Regions from separate parts of the Homo sapiens genome. Here region 1 is linked to region 2. A link is a loop called in an ENCODE intact Hi-C map of the cell type or tissue named here. Cell type or tissue: endothelial cell of umbilical vein. All regions are shown on one strand. Each heading gives the region's core, and the rest is flanking DNA. Links, peaks and the distances in the headings are about the cores only.

Region 1 (5,654 bases), core at 1,912-4,411, 110 kb after region 2:
GAAGTGTTTTTATTTTTTAAAACTAGGATGCATTTTTGTATTGATATTATAATATTTCTATGAACACATTCTCCAATATACCTAGAGGGTCCTTAACTAAATAATACATGTATTAGAAAAGAAAGACAACAAAATTTTTTATACTGTTTACCTATCATTGCACAAGTCATATACTCTATTTCAAAGGACAAATAAGCATAAATGTTAATAGACAATAATGATACAACTTTTTGAGCATTTACTGTGCCCGCCACTGGTTTAAATGTTTCATCCACCTCATTAAATCCTCATATCTTATTAGGATTATCCTCTTTTAACAGGGGAAACTGGAGCACAGAAAGATTAAGTAACTTGTCAAAAGTCAATCAGCTAGTAAATGATGGAGCCAGAATACAGTTGACTCTAGTGCCTGGACTTCCACCATCTTTTCCTATGCTATACTGTCTCCTAAATTCAGAGCTTCTCCCTTTTTGAAGTTGTAGTTATTCAAGTGCTATCTATGAGTTCTGAACCTTCCTGACATTCATTGAATGACTGCTTCTGTGACACTATTGCAAAGTAGTTAAAATAAGTATATATTCAGCCACCATGCCTGCCACTTTACAAACTACATGGATCTAGGCTTGTTATTTAAACTCTCTAAGCCTCAGTTTTTCATTCATAAAATGGTACGTACCTCATAGAGCTGTTCAGAAAATTAAACAAAGAATGCAAGTAAAGCACTTCACTAAATGTCTGGCTCATAGAAAGCAATCGATAGATGTTAACTATTACTATGGCTTTAGTGTTCAAGTGCATGCATAAGGTGCTCTTTTAAGGAGTCAAGAGACTTCCAGGAATCATCAAATAAAAACACAATTTCATGTCTGATACAAGGCTGTGTTGCTTTTGTTTTTGTTTTTGTTTGTTTAAACACTAAAACAGGGAGCCTTTCAACAATGTGGATATTATCCATGAAATAAATAATCAATGATCTTACTGCTGGAGTTGCAGATTTTTCTGGTAGATTAAGAATACAAATTAAATAGGGAAGTAGCTATGCCTTTCAAGCTGTTGTTTTAAAAAAAACAGTACTTCTTAATGGTATATAAGAATAATGGTGAATCAGAAATATTTTGTAAGAATTTTGTAAAAATCTGTAAGACAGTCCTAACACTGTCTTTAGTACTCTCTACTAAAAGCCAATAAATGATACTTAGAAAATAAGGTATTGAAATAACATCCCTATGGTTATGTCCTCCTTGTCTATATGGCAAATATTTTTAAGAATATTTTTACCCAAATTTACTATCCTTTCATCTATGAATGTTACTGTTAGTGGTTCCCAAACTTTAAATCACCCTAAAGATGATGACGATTTTAATCAAGTGAGGTACATTATTGATAAAAGGATTTCAAAAAGGTAGAATTACTGTGATACTAAAGAGTTTTAGGTTTCAGGGTCCCTCATTTGCATGGGGTCCTTCCAAGACCCTGGGATGTTGAGTGGGAGATGCATTTGGTTTGAGTTTAATGTGCATTATTTATGTGGCTCACAGTCACTTCCCTGTATAGTTAAGTTATTGCTGGCTTTCCTAGTATAGAAATGGATTCCAAAAATACTCCTAATGCCCACTGTGGTGAGTTATCCAGCATTTTTTTTGCAAAGGTGAGAGACAGAGTCCTATCATGATATGAATATGCCTATGGTAGTCAAAACTGGAATTATGTGAGAAGAAATTAGATTGTGAATGTATGGAACCATAAGTTGATATGTGGAAAATAATTATACAGATGTGTTGGCAGTTATTTAATAAAAATATAATTTCTCTGAATCTTTCACTGTTTGAGGGTTTTGTCCCAGCTTTTTAAACTATTCAATCGGTTACTTTTTTCTAATTTTAAATAAATGTGGACTTTTATGCTTAACTTTGCATTTGTAATTTTGTATCCTTTTACATAAAAGAGCTCAAACCACATAGGCTTTAGTCCCACAAAACCTGGATCTACCTTGACCATAATATGTAATAGAAGACTGATTATCCTATTTCCCCACTTTTCCCAAATAGAATTATCTTAAGGTCAAATAAAATCTTTCTCACTGCAAAAAAAAAAAAGGCTTCTATGAAAAAATAAAAGTATAAGAGAATCAGAACCCAGCCAAATTAGGAATAGGAAATCTTTAAAAATCCTCATTTGGGCACAGTGGCTCAAGGTCTGGCAGAAGGATCACTTGAACCTGGAGGTCAAGGCTACAGTGAGCTGTGATTGCTTCACTGCAGTCCAGCCTGGATGACAGAGTGAAACCCTGTCTCAAAAAAAAAATTAATTTAAATTTATAAAGTTAAAAAAATAAAAAACTCAATTACTGTTCTTCACATGTCAACATAATGATCCATAAATACATTAATTTCAGCATCCATTCACATAGTCAAGGTATGCAATAATTTTATCTGAGCTAACACCTTTTAAGTATGAAAGATATTAATCTAATTTTAAAATTAGTCTTTTTGGAATATGCCTAGTACCTGAGAGAAAAGGTTGGCACAATTTAACCTTGATAAAGGCACAAAACTATACACACCCATGTATAAATACAAATGCAAAAATCTTCAATTTTTCAATTTTAGGAAGACCAAAGTAAGAACGGCTACAATCCAGAATTTTCCAAAAGCGTTAAATTCATTCCAGGGAAGGATTGCCTGAGTCTATGGCAGTCTTCATTTACTGGTCACCCTAAAATTTCATCTAAAAAGTTTTGGTCAATATTTGAATTGATCTAAAATTTCCACCCTGCCCAGGGAATCCCAGAAGCTGGTATTCATCACCAAACACTTGTATAATATCCATTGAGCATTTTGTTCCAGGCATCATAAGCTACCTAAAAGCCCATCTTGATTTTACAGTAATTGACATAGCAAGTGAAATGATACTGGGCTATTAAGTGCCATATGAAATGTGTGAAAACGTCACTGAATCAATAGATGATATATTCATTTAAACTAACTCCTGGGGCAGGGTGGGGGGAAGGCATTGAATTCAGCATGATGAAAAGATTGTAATTTATTAACTGTAATCAGTAAATGCCCATAAGTTTGGCATTTACTCATACTCTGGCACAATAATAAAGAAAACCATAAAACCAGATTCCCCAAAGGCTAAGTACTTCAATATTTGGCAACTGGGGGCAATAGTCTTACATTTTGCCATGAAACCATTTTCTCCAAGAAATCTGCCGAAAGAGGATATTGGAATTACATAGTATTCTAGCTCCACCAAGTGACAGCTTTATATTGTTACTGCATTGCTGCTACTCATCGGCCAACCTCTGAGGGGTACACTAACAAAATTATACATTCTACTTACAACATGCTCATTCAGCCAGCCAGACTTGAGGGGATTTTTTTCCTATTCAATCATGATGCAAAAAAAATTGCATTTGTACTTCTAAAATTCTAGTCTCAGTTTGGCCTTCCTAATATGTATGTTTGAAATCGAAAATCTTATATAATTATTTGCAATTTATTATGTCACATTCCATTCCAAGTTTATGACTACTTTTGTTGAAAAAGTATGGGATACAATTTTACTATTCTACACAGACATTTGCGTTTTAGAAATTAAAGTTTATGTAATTCAAAGTAGTTATCTTTCTTTAAAAATCTACAAAGAAAACAAGTAAGAATCATGGACATTTTTAAAGAACAGTAATTTTCTGGCTCAGAATTCTTGTTTATAAGCTACAGAATAATAGGAGAGCTTTTTTGTCAAATAAAAGGCTACATTTCTTTTAAAAGTAGCATATGTTCATTATTTGAAATAAATAATTAACTTATGACACAGGAATATATTTTTAAAAGAGAACAAAAAATTTAAAATTATTCATAATTTCTTCACCCAAAAGTATCCAATATTATATTCTAGTGGATAATATCAGGTTATTTGCTAAACATATATTTACATATGTATCGGGAGGTACAAAAATAGCATGCTATAATACAAGCTATTTTGTAGTATGCTTCTTTTTTTTTCTTTTTTTGCATTTTCTTTTCTACATGCACAGCTGTGAGCTTTTTTCTTCATGAAGGTTATAATGTATAATATGGTATTACACAGCTGCATAGTATATCAATGTATGAACATATTCTTACTGTATATCCAATGTCCAATTGTTAAACTTTTTTGTTGCTGCCAGTTTTCCTCTATAACAGGCAACTCTGAATATACAATTTTGCATGATATAGTTTTATTAATATCAGATTAAAGTACCTTTAAAGCAAAAAGCATTATTAACAAAAAAGAATTACTACTTCATGTTTAAAAGGGTCATTTCACCAAAATAACAGAAAAATTTTAACTTGTCTACATCTAAAGCATAACTTTAAAAGCAAAAATTGACAGAACCAAATGATGTTGACATTATATAAGGAATTCATACAGAGAGTTTTACGTATATAGGAAATTATATAAGGATTTTTACACTTTTGATTATTGCTAGGTAAGAGTATATTCTTACCCTCAAAATGGTAAGAATGTAGAAAATTTATATATATACTCAATGTTCATTTATTATTTCATAATTTAAATTTTAAAAAGTAAAAGGATATCCTTTTACCAAACTACAAAAATAAATGGATTGAGAATGAACCTTCTCAGCTGACTAGAAAATTGCACACATTCTACCTCCTAAATCATGTGAAGAAATGAAGAGTTCTCAAGAAACTTAAAGCTAGGAGACTGAAATTGATAAGCACTAGTGAATAGCAGCAGGGACCATATTTTCTGAACCATCCATTATGGGTGCCCCAGATGAGTCCCCACTAAGTAATGGTGTGTATTCCAAATGTTTTAAGTCAATTTTTTGGAACTCAGGATACATTATTCTCATAGAAATAATGTTGCAGACAATGTATTAATAGAATAGCCCACACAAGTCCACTTAACTCATACTATAGATGAATTATATTGTTAACTAACAGGCCCACAGAACCCAACCATCATCAACAGTATTGTTTCTCAGGGAAAATTAATACCAACTTCACCCCAAACAGCATAGTGCTTGTTTCCCCTAATGTAGCTCTAGGAATGAGAAGGTAAACTTTCCCCCACATGCTAACCAAAGCCACAGGGCTGGAATTCCAGTGACTCTAGAGGTTCTTGGAAGGAAATTTAGGAAATAAAAAAGCATCCCACAGTTCTAGCCCTCCCTCACCCACTACCCCAACCAAATCTGCCCAGCTAGACAGTCTCAGACACAACCAATGATAGTGAAGAAGAGTCCTGAGCACACCCAGAAGCTGCAATATCAGAACTTTTCATCCATTCCCAGTATGCTTTGTGAAGAGAGCCTATGGCAACCAGGCCTAGAAATGACTGCTCTGGTCAAGGTTCTTGTCTAAGGTAAGTATTTGAGTTCAGTATTCAATCAAGGGCCGTCTGAACTGTAGCAAATAAATATTACCAATAGGAGATTGGGGGATAGTAAGACATTCCCTTACCTGAAGCAGCAGAGACCAAGAACACATTATTGGGCCAGGGAGGCCCATCGGCCTGTCATTCACAGCACAGGATTGTGGGTAAATGGACTTTCTCTAGATACTCTATAACACCCTTGGGAGACAAGTGGGTGACAGGTACAATCCCTCCATTTTTCACCAAGCGTAAATGAAGCCCAG
Region 2 (5,654 bases), core at 1,303-3,802:
CACACATCTGAAATTTTCCTAGATAGACTTTTATGGCTTCTGGTAAAGATAAAAGTTATATTGATTTTCTGTTGCATTGTTAACTTATCAAATAGCAAAATATTTAATTTGGAAGATAAAAAATAGTTTTAAATTTTTTCTTAAAAATGGTGGTAGAATAGTGACCACACTGCATACCCTCTTATGAGAGTGAATTAACATGGAGACCACAAACAGAGGAGTTAATTACATCTTTGTGGTATTACATCCTAACATCAACTCTGCATATGGATAAACCTGCCCTTAGAAAATCCCTAACATCCCCCATTAAAAAAAAAAAAATGAGCAATTAAGAGCCACAAACACTGTTTCTCACTAATCCTGTTACAGTGAGGTCTGCCTCCCATATCAGTTCAGATTGCTGTTTCTTCAGTTGCCCACCAGATAAAACCATGATTTGCATTCAGGGACTACATTGTAAGAAAAGTACGTTTCTTTTAATAGTAGACACACTTGGCCCTGGAATTCCTTTCAGTTAAATACCTACATAGATAGAGGTCACTGTATATTTGCCCCCCTTTGTTTAAAGAGCTAAAATTCTGTCCTCACAGTGTCTATAAGCTCGAGAATCACAGCACTAAGGTATAAATAAACTGAAGAGACTGTCCCTCATGCATGCTGTGACAGAAATCAGCTTTCAGACTAGGTGTGCTGAGTCCCAAACCTGTGCTACATCCCTGCTACAAAAACTGAAAAGCAAGCCTAAAATTCACTATAGGTTCCTAGAAAATCAAACCTTAGATATAAGACCAAGTTATACTATCTTATTCTCTCAGCAAATCCTTAATATGTTTCTTCTCTGTGCCAGGTGTTAGTTAAGCTCAGGTGATACAAAGTTGAATGAGATAGCACCCCTGCCTTCTTTGTCCCAGCTCATAGTTTAATGACATAATCAGGTGGTCACAATACAGTGTAATACAGTGCTGTGACAGAGAGAGAAGCTACAGACTGAGGGCACACAGGGCCAGGGCTCCTAACCCACCTAAGGCAAAGGGTAAGGCAGGGGACATCAGGGAAAACTATTAAAGAAGGAGGCATCCTGAGAGCTGGGATTGTATTTTTTATTTATGGTTTTATTTTTTACCTTTGTATTTTGATGTAATTTCAGGCTAACAAAAGTTGCAAGAACACTACAAAGAATTCTCATATGCCCTTTAACCAGATGTACTAAATGCTATTATATCAAATATGCTTACATACAGATATGCACATACACGCACAAACACACACACACAAATATACATTTCTTTTTTCAAAAAAAATTTGGGGCTGGGCGCGGTGGCTCATGCCTGTAATCCCAGCACTTTGGGAGGCTGAGGTGGGTGGATCACTTGAAGTCCTGACTAGGAGTTCCAGCCAGCCTAGTCAAATGGTGAAACCCCGTTTCTATCAAAAATACAAAAATTAGCTGGGAATGGCGGTGCACGCCTGTAATCCCAGCTACTTGGGTGGCTGAGACAGGAGAATCCCTTGAACCCAGGGTGTGGAGGCTACAGTGAGCCAAGATCGTACCACTGCACTCCAGCCTGGGCAACAGAGACTCTGTCTAAAAAAAAAAAAAAAAAAAAAAAAAAAAAAAATTGAGAGTAACTTACAGAAATTATGATGCCCCATTTACTCTTGAAGATTCTGGTGTATATTTCCTAAAAGCAAGGACATTCTCTTCTGTAGCCTACAAGTAACAAAATCAGGTAATCAATACTGATACAATACTACGATCTTATCTACAGACCTTATTCAAATTTCACCAATTGTCCCAATGTGTACTCTACAGCAGAAGAAATCCCCAGCTCATATGCTGCATTCAGCTTTCATGTGTCTTTAGTATCCTACAATCTGGAACAGTTTCAGATTCTTTCTTTGTCTTTCATGACCTTGTAATTTTTAAAGTGCAGAGTCTAGTTATTTAGTAGAATGTCCCTGAATTTACGCTGGGCACAGTGGCTCACGCCTGTAATCCCAGCACTTTGGGAGGCCGAGACGAGCGGACGACCTAAGGTCGGGAGTTCGAGACCAGCCTGACCAACATGGAGAAACCCCGTCTCTACTAAAAATACAAAATAAGCCGGGCGTGGTGGCACACACCTGTAATCCCAGCTACTCGGGAGGCTGAGGCAGGAGAATCACTTGAACCCAGGAGGTGGAGGTTGTGGTGAGCCGAGATTGTGCCATTGCACTCCAGCCTGGGCAACAAGAGCAAAACTCTGTCTCTCAAAAAAAAAAAAAAAAAAAAAATGTCCCTGAATTTAGTAGAATGTCTCTGGTTTGGAACTACTCTAAACTGTTTCTCGCGGTTAGATTTGGCATAAGCATTTTTGGCAGAAATATCACGAAGGTATGTTGCGCTTTTTGAGATGAGTTTCAAAGAGTGAAGAGGAATCAGCCCACATAACCTATTGCCATATTAATTTATTTTTGCATTCAGACTTGGGAGGATGGAAGACAGAAGGCAAAGGGATAGCCTATAATACTATTAAATAATATTTATCAAGTAGTTACCAAGCACTGTTTGGAATGTGTTACATAAGTTAACTTCATCATCTTCGCAACACCCTTATGACATCCTCACCATGACTATGCTTTTCCCATTTTTCCAATGAGAAATAATCAGGCACAAAAAGATGATGAAGCTAGCGCATGGTGCAGCCAGTATTCAATTCCGGGCAGATTGACTCTTGCCCATTCTGTCAGAAGGGACTTAGTGAAAGCAAAACGCTTACCAAAAAAAAGGCTTGTGTCTTCAGAACGAGTTGGCTTGGAGGTGTGTAACTGGTCCAAGCAACTGGGTGTGGCTCTCCCGCCCTCTGCTGGCTGAATCCCTTATTGCATCCTTTTAACTGCTTTTTGCTCAATTGGATGGTGACTGCAGGGTAAAACCTCCATGTGAGCAACAATCACTGAAATTTCTGCAAAACTCCTGAGTTATGCCTGACCTATGAGAATGCATAAGAATTGGGCATTCCTTCCATTTTTCTTTTTTGTGTGCCTCAGTCCCCTACCACATTCTAAAGATTGGTCAGCAGAATAAATCCTAAGCCCTCTCTTCACCAACTTCTTTTATAAAACTTCCCAGGAGAATTTTTTTTTAACTATGACAAATTTGGAATCCACTGAAGCAGTGAGAAAGCTAACGTTGAATTAATCAGAATACAATCCCCAGACAAGACAATCATTACAGATGAGAAAACCTGTAGGAAGGATGTTTGTCCTTGAAAAATATTTGAAAAAGATCCAGTGTGAAGCAGTCATCTCACAGTAGGCTCCAAAGTGTCATATAAGACAAAATCACTAGGCAAATAAGATGAAGGAGAGGAAAAACTCCTTTGAATGAGTCATAAGTAGCCTCTATTTTCAATCAAAAATCCTTTCTCTTTCCAGGTAAAACCCTGTCCCTCTGAAATTCACAAACCCCTGGGGCTTCCACAAAATTCAATTGTTTTCTCTAGTAAGAGGAAGAAATGGACGTAAAATAAAACCAGAAGACAATGAATGGGCCTTAAAAGGATGGCACACTGATTCATTCCATACATGCCAGAAATGGACCTGGCAAAAGAAAAAGAGTGTGTTTAAATTCCCAAATGATAACCTGGGAGCAATTCTGTTCATTGTGCCTGATTGCAAATACAAATATACTAGTGGCCATTATTAAGCCACATCTAATGTCCCAGGGGAAAGAACTCTTTACTGAAATTTTGAGAACACTCACACTGAACACAAGAATCCCATCTAAGTATTTACTTGATAACTTCTAGATGCCTGTCTGTTTATCTGTCAGGTTGGGAGAGACACAAATACATTTGCATATGGCTACTACCAGGCTGAAGGCTGAAACCTTTGCCCCCAGATCAAATCAAATCAGTAGATAAATGTCCCATGGTAGGTGATTGAGCTAAGCAACGACTTCTTATTTATTTTAATGAAGTATCAAGATTTCCATGAAAAATTATCAGAACTTTATATGTATAATCCATCTGGAAACTAATCCCCTAAGCTATATTGTGGCATTATTGTCACAATAACACTGCATAACAACCAACCACGAAACATCAGCAGCATTCGACATTAAGCATTTATTGCTTACATGTCTGGAGTTGTCAACTACATGGCTCCGCTGATACTACTCTGGGGCTGATGAGACTGTGTCTTTCATCATGCAGAAGCTAGGCCAGTAACGTTCTCATAGCAGTGTTCTCAGCCAGACGACAGAAACATGCAATGCCTTCTTAGACCTAGGCTCAGAAATGTCATGCTGTCATTTCTGCTGCATTCTGTTGGGCAAAGCAATTCACAAGTAAGCCCAAATTCAAGGGAAAGAGACTCTATCTTTTCATTGAGAGAAAATGCAGCCACAGAGCAAAACATGTGCATACAGTGATGGGTAAAGAACTGAGGCCACAACTGTAATTTACTACAGGCCCAGAAAATCATTGAAATCCAATGGGTAACTCTCCACTTTCTCACATTTCACATATACCCTTCTCAATGGATGATCTACTAACAGTGGTCTCTAGGTTGTCCTGGAAATATTTAAGAAAGAAGAAATTCTTAAACCTTAAGGACTTTTGTTTCTGTGAGACCTGGAGCCCCCCAGCTAACTGAAGATGTTATACCAGAGCCTTTGGATAAGACATAAATTTCCATCTAGTGCTATCAGTTTCTCATTGCTCTCTTGTACAAAATTCATTCAAGAGCAGTCTAGAGTTTAAGAAAAAGCAGGAAATTTTCCCTAATATTTTCTCCTACTATATCACAATTTTTGGTCAAGAAATATATACAGTTCTCATCTATATTTTTAAGAACTTTTCTAGTAATGTGTGCTGAAATAAGATTAAAACTTAGGGTACTCTAGGTTAATTTCTTGATCAATAAAATAAGATTAAATATTAGGCCACTATAGGTTAATTTTTTGTTCAATTGCAATAGGCATCTTTCTAGGTGAAAATTAAAACACACATACTATGTGGACATTTTTTTAATTGTAAGAAGGAACTAACAAACACTTTTTTTTTGGCTTGGAAATGCCCATGCTGAAACCTTGGCCTATATCATGACTATATAGTTCTCCAATGACAAGGTTCTAACCACCTGTCATTATTTCCTTCCTTCTCAGATTTTTAAATAATTTTTTCATTCCATAACTGTTCAGTTACTTTTCTAGAAATAATACACAAATTGAAAATATTATAAGGCCCCTCTTCCCTCAGTTTGTAAATAAATAAATGTAACTTCATGGAAGAACCTAATATTTTCAATAATTATATTTTCTTTACTATATTCCAAGAGATTTTGCAAACAGCAAGGGCAAAAAATTAATCTTGTTTCTTTCTTCTTTTTTTCTTTTCCTAGTCTAAGTCAAGACTAGAAGCAACAACATGATGAAACATATGCTTCTGGCATTTCCATCTTCCTGGATTGATGATATACCAGGCAGCCCAATTTTCCCCCAAAGGATAGGTGTGCATTCAAAATATTAAACCCTTAACAAAGACAAATATAAATGCAATTTGAGAAACCCCATTTCTTTCCAAGTCCACTGCATCTATTAATGTAGCCCCTTGACCAAGGACCAGCTCATCTCACTATTAGTACAAATTCTTTTACTCTACCTGACAGTC

What was found. Hi-C counts contacts between places; a loop is a spot of excess contacts. Peaks named below come from ENCODE experiments on the same cell type or tissue, not always from the same donor. Only the 100,000 strongest peaks of a DNase experiment are listed, where the experiment ranks them.
Region 1: it touches region 2 in a loop (10-fold over the local background); 10 of 110 quality-filtered maps call a loop at or near these places.

What each region holds. Positions count from the first base shown.
Region 1 is chr3:20,223,557-20,229,210 of GRCh38, reverse strand. No RefSeq gene overlaps it. Among named protein-coding and RNA genes, the nearest start is that of SGO1, 40 kb to the right of the region's middle. In endothelial cell of umbilical vein, for the core only: a CTCF peak has its summit at 3,286; a DNase peak (open chromatin) is centred at 3,240.
Region 2 is chr3:20,337,695-20,343,348 of GRCh38, reverse strand. It overlaps LOC101927829 (a long non-coding RNA gene), which reads right to left and starts at 881. Exons shown (of 5, transcript NR_110814.1): 1 at 1-881. In endothelial cell of umbilical vein, for the core only: a CTCF peak has its summit at 2,848 (motif pointing left); a DNase peak (open chromatin) is centred at 2,838.